2 separate regions of the Homo sapiens genome follow, and region 1 is linked to region 2. Evidence: read pairs that join two places in POLR2A ChIA-PET (ENCODE). Cell type or tissue: PC-9. All regions are shown on one strand. Each heading gives the region's core, and the rest is flanking DNA. Links, peaks and the distances in the headings are about the cores only. Region 1 overlaps LOC124901287 (a long non-coding RNA gene). Region 2 has its middle 5.8 kb from the start of TRY-GTA1-1.

Region 1 (4,394 bases), core at 105-4,104, 270 kb after region 2:
TGATTAAATTGGTGTGAAATAAATAGAAAAGTCATATATATCTCCAGTTTCTTTTGCTGTAACAACACAGTTTGCATTTACTGAGACAGGAATGACTTCAGAAAGAGCATTTTGAGAGTGGAGTGTGTATGTGTGTGGTGGGGATCTAGAATCTGTTTCAGCATTTACTTCAAGTTGTGTATTGAACATTCAAGTGGAGATGACTAGTGTGGAGTGGTCAGATTTAAATAAATATATACAGTCCCAAACTTTCCCTTTCCCAAGTTAGAAAAGAAGTGACTTGCTGAAAAATAAACCAATCAAGGACCAGATCATAAACATGAAAACTCTAAAGACTTTTTTCCTTTATTTCCCCCCTTATTGATTGATTGATTGATTGCTGCACCTCCTGGAATGGGACAGAGACTTTTTTTTCTCAGAAGAGAACTGGAATAATATTCTTTGCTCACAATTGGTCAGTGGTTTCCTATTGCCCACTGAAAAATAAAATCCAAGTGTTTGCCTTGTATACTCACGCCCTTATGACCTGTTCTTTCCCTTTTTGTTCTGCCATAACTCCAAACCAATTTTAGGTATTGTAAGACCTAAAATTTCAACTGCTGCCTTGAGATTTTTGACCCTCACAGAGCTCCCCAAAAATGCTTATCCACAAATTCCCCTGTCTTGATAGCTATGACTCCCACAAGCAGGAAAGGTTCCCTACTTGTCCAGTTCCCTTATCTGACAGACCAGCTGCATCTCACTCAGGCCTCAACCTAATGGGTTTCGTCTCACTGCCAGTCCCTAAAACTGTTAAAGCAAGCCAACTACATTCTCTGGAGGGAACCAGGAGTCACCCAACCCTCTGATGACTACAAAGCCTACCTCTCACAGCCCCTAATGGTTCATTCTGTTCCTGAGTGCAAACCTTCTGTGGCCTTGCACGGTATGCAGTGCCCTCTTTTTTCCAGGCTGTGAGTACATATGACTAATAAATTTCTGCCAGTCTCATTTATTCAGTGTTGAGGTCATGTGTCCAGCCTTCTTACTATTTAGGGCAGGAGAATTTATTGTCTTTCAACAGGTGCACAGGAGGTGATCGGAACACAGCCACTTTTCTCTCCAAATCCCTCTCCCTCACATGACCTCACCTCCATACTTCATCACACTGAATTATTTGTAGTTCCTTAAAAACCTTTAACTATTATGCTTCCTTATATTTATTTCTTTTTGCTAGAGTGCTCTTCTCGGCTATATGGCAAGTTCTTACTCATTCAAGTTTTGGCTCAAAACCTGCCACCATTTCAGAATCAGACAATTGCCAGGGCAAAATTAATGCAGCAACCCTGTTTTAGTTTTCATTTATCTCTGTAGATAAGTGCCATGGTGATGACCCTTACTAAAATATCGGAATGTTCACATACTTACTGGGTAATAATGTTATTCTATATATCTCAAGTAGTGTGTCACTATGAACTAGGTTGTCAGCATTATTTAAAGTAAATATGATGATTCATGATGTGTGCCTGGTGTCTGGTTCCACATGCCTGGCCACGTGGTAGCTATGACTAGCTCCCCTTAACAACTTTGACTCTAATGCCCAAGTGGACTTTGCTATGCAAGCATAGCTTACACACATGCGTGCAGTTCACAATTGGAGAGAAAGGGCTTTCCTATCCTCAGTGAAGACGTTGGATGAGAAAGCCTTCTTTAGCCTTCACCTGTTGGAGGCCAAAGGAATGAGGGACGTGACCAACTCAATATACCACTGGAGGGTATATGAGCAAACAGCAAACTGTTCTCATGAAAGCAGGATGTTGGCAAACTGACAACTGCATCTGTCACCAGAAGGAATGCTGAGGGCAACCACGTCCCAGGCACCGTGTTCCTTAAGGTTATCTATAGGAACATCTGGAGTCTGTTGAACAAAGAAAGCAATCATGTGAGCCTGTGATAAATCAAGTAGCTGACCAACAGTTACCCCTTCCTCCCTGTTCACTCCACGTAATAAATATGAAGGGCTGTAGAAGCTCAGGGCCCTTGTTCTCTAGAAGCAAGGAGCCCTCTGACCCCTTCTTTTAAACAAATTCTTTTGTCTTTGTCTTCATTTCTGCATTTGTCCTCCTTCGTTTAGTCCTACAGTAACAGCCACAATGGCACCCAAACAGAGACTTGAATGAAGAAGGTCTGCTGGAGCAGAGAAAGTGAAACTGATCAGATGAACGAGGAACCCCAGGACGAGTCAGCCAGAGGAGGATATAAAGTCAGTGCCCTGAGGAGGTACTGGGAGCGGGAAGTTTCTGAATCAGGGTAACATGGGGCAGAATTTGTCTATGGAGGAGCAACATTATGTGCAGTTGCTTAATGCTCAGGTTAGCTCTCAAACACTAACTAAGCTTCTGCAGGAGTTTATTATGCATAACCCATGGTTTCCACAGACAGGCACCCTCAATGTGGAAAATTGGGACCCAGTAGGAGACAGATTAAAACGGGCTCATCAAAAAGGTCTCAAAGTTGATCCTTCTGTTTTCTCTGGGGTTTAGTCTGTACTGTCCTTCTGCCATTGTCCCCTTCTTATTCTGCTGGACCACAGGAGCCATGTTCTGAATCTCAAAAATTGAAAGAATCTTTTGTCTCACCCACAGCATGCATTGAAAATGATAAACAGGAGGCCAGGCACAGTGGCTCACGCCTGTAATCCCAGTACTTTGGGAGGCCGAGGTGGGCGCATCGTGAGGTCAGGAGATTTGAGACCATCCTGGCTAACACAGTGAAACCCCATCTCTACTAAAAATGCAAGGAAATTAGCCAGGCGTGGTGGTGGGTGCCTGTAGTCCCAGCTACTTGGGAGGCTGAGGCAGGAGAATGGCGTGAACCCGGGAGGCGGAGCTTGCAGTGAGCTGAGATCGTGCCACTGCACTCCAACCTGGGTGACAGAGCGAGACTCTGTCTCAAAAAAAAAAAAAAAAGAAAAGAAAAGAAAATGATAAACAGGAAAGGACGAAAATTGGCCTGTACCATCCCCCCAATAGCAGAAACATCTATACCGCCTCCTTCAGTAGCAGAAAGAGACCCCAACACAAAGAATTCTCTGCGCTGCTGCCATAGCTGGAGAGCCCCTAGGACCTTGCGCTTTTCCTATTTCCGTAAGGCCCAATCTGAATAATCCACAGCAGTTTACTTATGAACACACCCCGGTAGAGTTTAAGTTGTTGAAGGAATTAAAAGCTAGTGTAGTTAATAATGGAATACAGAGCCCATTTACTTTAGGATTGCTAGAATCTGTACTCGGTGCTATGTGCCTTCCAGCCTTTGATATAAAGCATTTGGCTCACACTTGTTTGTCTGGTAGTGCATATCTGACATGGAATTTAAACTGGCTAGAACTGTGTGCAGACCAGACTAGACAGAATCGTGCTGCTGGACACGGGGACATTACAGAGGATATGCAACTGGGTAATGGCCCTTATTCAGATCTGCTGCGACAATTGACACTCCCAGGCACTGCTTACAAGCAGTCTGCCTTGGCTGCTAAACGCGCCTGGGACACCATTCCAGAGCAAGGAGTCCCAGTACAATCTTTTCTACAAGTTATGCAAGGGTCGCAGGAGTCCTATGCACATTTTGTTGTACAATTACAAGAGGCAGTGAGGCATCAGATTCCTCATACCGCTGCTGCAGAAATGCTTACTTTGACTCTAGCTTTTGAAAATGCAAGTGCAGATTGTAAACGTGCTCTGGCACCTGTGAGGTCTGCAAAGATCTTAGGAAAATTTCTCAAAGCCTGTCAGGATGTGGGAACTGAACTCCATCATTCTACAATGTTGGCTCAAGCAATGGCTAATTTAGTAGTAACAAATCTAGAAAGGGCCAAGGGTCAAGCCCTAAAGTAGGAAAATGTTATAATTGTGGAAAAATTGGACATTTCAAAAAAGAATGCCATCAGACCTCTGGGCAGAGAGGATCTTATAATGCAGTTCCCCCAGACAGAAAAAATGCCAGGACTTTTCACTCGTTGTAATAAAGGAAATCATTGGGTTAATCAATGCCGCTCAAAATTTCATCAGAATAGCACCCCCCTGTCGGGAAACGAGAAGGGGGCCTGGATCCGGGCCCCTCAAACAATGAGGGCATTCCCCATCCAGGCCACAGCCCCATTTCAGGGATGGGTTCCCAGAAGAACATTGATTCCCTCTCCCCAGGAACACCCAGAAGCACAGGATTAGATCTTCCAGTCAGAGAACGGGTTACATTTGTTGGAGGAGACAAACCCACGAAGATTCCCACTGGTATTTGGGGACCTTTGCCAACAGGATATATGGGATTAATTTTGGGCAAAAGCCGTCTTAACTTACAGGGCATTACCATGGTCCCCGGAGTTGTTCACTGTGATTATGAAGGAGAAATTCAAGTAG
Region 2 (4,394 bases), core at 67-4,066:
AATGAAGGTAATACAGATCCTAAGGGGATAGTTGTGAATATCAAATTAAATAGAATTTGTAACGCACAGTTCTCAGAGTGTGCTGTCCACTGCCTTACTCCCACAGGCTCAAACAGGGGAACCCACAGAGAGTACTTTGAAAGCCTTTTCGCTGGGCCTTATCTTTAGTGAAATTAGAGTATAAAAAATTCAAGAATAACACCATAGGAAGCATACGAGTAATAATGTAATCATTAAAACAAGTCCCAAACAGTACCACAAAAAAAGCTAAGTACACAAGAATTTAGACTATGTAAGAGATCAGATTTGGTTGAGATTAATTAAGGAAAGCCTCCTAGATGGAGTTATAGTCCTTACAGAGGATTTTTTTTTTCGAGACAGGGTCACACTCTGTTGTTGATGCTGGGGTGCAGTGGTCCAGGCTGGGGTGCAGCGGTGGGATCAAAGCTCACTAAAGTCTTGAACTCCTAGGCTCAAGGGATCATCTCCCCTCAGCCACCTGAGCAGCTGGGATTAAGGCACATATCATCATGCCCAGCTAATGGGCTGGTTTATTTTGTTTTTGTATTTTTGTAGAGACTCAGTATGTTGAGTCATAGGTCTCACTATGTTGCCCATGCTTAGTTAGGAATTTTGAAGAAGCGATTGATCAGAATCACTTTTTTTTTTCCCCTGAGACGGAGTCTTGCTCAGTCACCCAGACTGGAGTGGTGCAGTGGCCCGATCTTGGCTCACTGCAACCTCCGCCTCCCAGGTTCAAGCAATTCTTCTGCCTCAGCCTCCCTAGTAGCTGGGATTACAAGCGCCCGCCACCGCGCCCAGCTAATTTTTGTATTTTTAGTAGAGACAGGGTTTCACCATGTTGGCCAGGCTGGTCTCAAACTCCTGACCTCGTGATCAACCCGCCTCAGCCTCCCAAAGTGCTGGGATTACAGGCGTGAGCCACCACTGGGGAATATGGCAAAACCCCGTCTCTACAAAAAATACAAAAGTTAGCTGGGCGTGGTGGCACGTGCCTACAGCTCCAGCTACTCAGGAGGCTGAGATGGGAGGATCACTAGAGCCTGGTGTTAATGGTGGTAATGGTGGAGGGTGTCCAGGTTCTTGGCGTCTTGAACAAAGAACTGGACAAAACGCACAAACAGAGCAAGGAAAGAATGAAGGGTTTTATTGAAAACGAAAGTATACTCCACAGTGTGGGAGTGGGGCTGAGCACAGGAGCTCAAAGGCCCCGTTACAGAGTTTTTGTGAGTTTAAATATCATCTACTTGGGGTACGCCCTATGTAAATGAAGAGGATGAATTAAAGTTACAAAGTAATTTACTCCGTGTATGCCCTATGGAGAGGATATTTCCTGTTATAGCTGAAGTGTGAGTTGGCCTTATGTTCCTTGACTCCAGGCCCTATTTTTCTGCCTCACTGGGAAGTCGAGGCTGCAGTGAGCTGAGATCGCGCCACTGTACTCCAGCCTGGGCAACAGAGGGAGACCCTGTGTCATAAATAAATAAATAGGAAGAAAGCTGAGTGAGATAGCCTGTTTTTTGATTATCCCCAATTCTCCCAGCTACATTACCTTTCATACTGTCCTCCAAAATAATGTAGTGACGTTTTCTTGGAAAGCTTATTACAACATGGCTGTTCCAGACCTATCCCCACTCCTGGTCTTGCCTCACAGAGTAACCCTAATGAGATAGGGCAGGATATCCTTCCACTCCCTGTCAAGATCTCGTCCTGTACTTGTCTAATAGGTGTCAGTGAGAGGTATCCGTTTTCTGACCTCTTTTATATTACTGTTTTTCCTTTCTGAAGTCTCCTTAGAGTCTATTGTTTCTGCATTTAACATTGGTATACTTTCACGTGATAATGCATGCCCCTAGAAGGGTGCCTACTTTTCACAGGGCAGCAGGAGAGAGACTGAGAACCAAGTGAAGGAAGAAGCCCCTTATAAAAACCGTTAGATCTGGTGAGAACTTACCATGAAGAGAATAGCGTGGGGGCAACCGCCCCCATGATTTCATTACCTCCTACTGGGTCCCTCCCATGACACACGGAGATTTTGGGAACTACAATTCAAAATGAGATTTAGGTGGGGAAACAGCCACACCATATCACACCATATCACCAGCTTTATAAACGGTTAAGAGGGACCTGAGGGTAAGGCTTATCAGATGAAGGGCTAGTATTCTCACTGCCTGATTATTACAGCAATCACAATATTGTAAACACACACAAAAATGGGCATCGTACTCCCAGAATGTTGGTTTTTTCCCTACCTCAAGATGATTTTATAAAAGTCTTCATAATCCAGTTCTTGGTTCATAAACACAGTAATTCAGAAGCCACTTTAGTCTTCCTGGTCTCTAAAATGTATATCGCTTTTCTTAGATTAATTATAAATTAATTAATTGATTGTCATGCCCACATCTTAGGTGATTCTGATGTCACTTGAAGCATTTTAGAATTACCAGTGTGAATTTTAAAAGTACAAGATTGTTAATAAACTATTATTTATCTGTAAGTAGTCTTGTGAACTTTTATGGCATTAGATGTGTCTTTAACCAGTTCTTCCAGTCTTTTCTGTTATTTCCTGGTTGTTTGCCTGTCACAATTAATAATTTACATTTGAAAAGAACCATATTTTCTAAATACATTTTTGCTAAATGTTAGTTCCTTGAGTATCAATAGTTCCTTGAGATGTTAATAGATGTTATTTGGTTAAAAAAAAAAAAGAGCATTGACTCCATTCTCTTTACCAGGCCTACTTTAAGCAATGAGCTGTAAATTTCAGAACATTAGAAGATAGATCAGTCGAGATTTTTCTTCATTTTATTTTCCTTCTATGAATAATTAAATATTAGCTGTGTTTTCAGCTCTCAGCTGGTAAGAACTTTGCCTTTTTTAGATGTTGTTGTCCTCTTTCAGTTAACACATATTCCATTACCCTGCCAAACCTCACCAATATTAAGTAATTATTTATTAGCATATAGTGCATACAAGATGCTGCCACTGTACATGCTTTAATACCTAGTTTCTCAAATTTCGCAACAATCCCAATCCAATTTACTGAGCCATTTTCTTTTCTTTCTTTGTTTTTTCTTTTTCTTTTTTTTTCTTGAGATGGTCTGGCTCTGTTCCCAGATTGGAGTGAAAGAGGAGACCACTCCTCATATTGTCTTATATTTAATTTCTTGTTTGCTGAAAAGGTAGAAGTTAAAAGAATAGGCAGAAGTGAAATTCATAGTCAGACAGCCCGGCGCCGCGCCTCGGGCCTGGTAGTTAAAATTCAACCCCTGAACTCACCACTTTTGGTATCTATAGATTCTAGACATTGCATGAAGAAGCATTGTGAAACTCCCTGTTCTGTTCTGTTTCGTTCTGATTACTGATGCAGGCAGCCCCCAGTCGTGTACCCCTCGCTTGCTCAATCGATCATAACCCCCACTTCATGCAGCCCCTTTAGAGTTGTGAGCCCTTAAAAAGGATAGGAATTACTTATTCGGAGAGCTCGGTTTCTAGGACGCGAGTCTGCCGATGCTCCCAGCTGAATAAAGCTCTTTCCTTCCCCAATCCAGTGTCTGAGGGATTTTGTCCATGACTCCTCCTGCTACAGGAGTGCTGTGGCATGAACATGGCTCACTGCAAGCTCTGCCTCCTTGGGCTTAAACCATCCTCCTACTCAGCCTCCCGAGTAGCTGGGAGTACAGGCACCTGCCACCACGCCTGGCTAATTACTGTATTTTTTGTAGAGACTGGGTTTCAACATGTTGGCCAGGCTGGTCTTGGCTTCCCAAAGTGCTATGATTACAGGAATGAGCCACAGCGCCCAGCCTGAGCCATTTTCAAACCCAGTATGTTCAGCCCCTTAATGTGAATCATTAGCTAGGAACTTGCCTTGCTGTATAATCTCATCCATACACAAATTTTACATGACTTTTGACATCTGAAGAAGCTCTTTGGATTAAAACAGAAATAATAAATGAGGACATGTTCTTAGGCTTGTCCCTAAAATAAACTCTTGACTAAACTTTCTTCCTTTACAAAAGAATACAAGACAATGTTTTGGGATTCTCAGAAATGACAAAAGGGACACAATTATCACAGTTTTTAGTTGTGTCATGTTTTTTATGTTGCTCTTGAAGGAGGTTATTTTCGCCCTATAGGGTTTTTACCATGAAAAGTTTTAAATTTACAAAAAGGAGTTGAAATAATATTGCAGTGAACAATATATACACTCCACAATCAACAATTGCTAGTATTTGCCATACTCGCTTTAAATCAATCTTTCTTTCTTGTGTATGGACACACACAGCATGTACATTTCTTTTGCTGAGCTGTTTGAAAATAAGTGACAGATGTGATGACTTTACCATTTAAACACTTCAGCAAGCACTCCT

Evidence for each region. ChIA-PET counts read pairs that join two places held together with the same protein. Peaks named below come from ENCODE experiments on the same cell type or tissue, not always from the same donor. Only the 100,000 strongest peaks of a DNase experiment are listed, where the experiment ranks them.
Region 1: POLR2A ChIA-PET joins it to region 2 with 7 read pairs; 11 of 35 experiments call an interaction of 5 or more read pairs at or near these places.

What each region holds. Positions count from the first base shown.
Region 1 is chr6:26,293,574-26,297,967 of GRCh38, reverse strand. LOC124901287 (a long non-coding RNA gene) reads right to left here. Exons shown (of 2, transcript XR_007059520.1): 2 at 1-1,897. Among named protein-coding and RNA genes, the nearest start is that of TRR-TCG4-1, 3.9 kb to the left of the region's middle. RefSeq lists cis regulatory regions at 521-1,048, 1,553-2,212 and enhancers at 1,733-2,027, 2,123-2,172. In PC-9, for the core only: no CTCF peak of the experiment used is centred there; DNase peaks (open chromatin) are centred at 927, 1,567 and 1,827; H3K4me3 peaks cover 1,635 bases; H3K27ac peaks cover 2,333 bases.
Region 2 is chr6:26,560,905-26,565,298 of GRCh38, reverse strand. No RefSeq gene overlaps it. Among named protein-coding and RNA genes, the nearest start is that of TRY-GTA1-1, 5.8 kb to the left of the region's middle. In PC-9, for the core only: no CTCF peak of the experiment used is centred there; no DNase peak of the experiment used is centred there.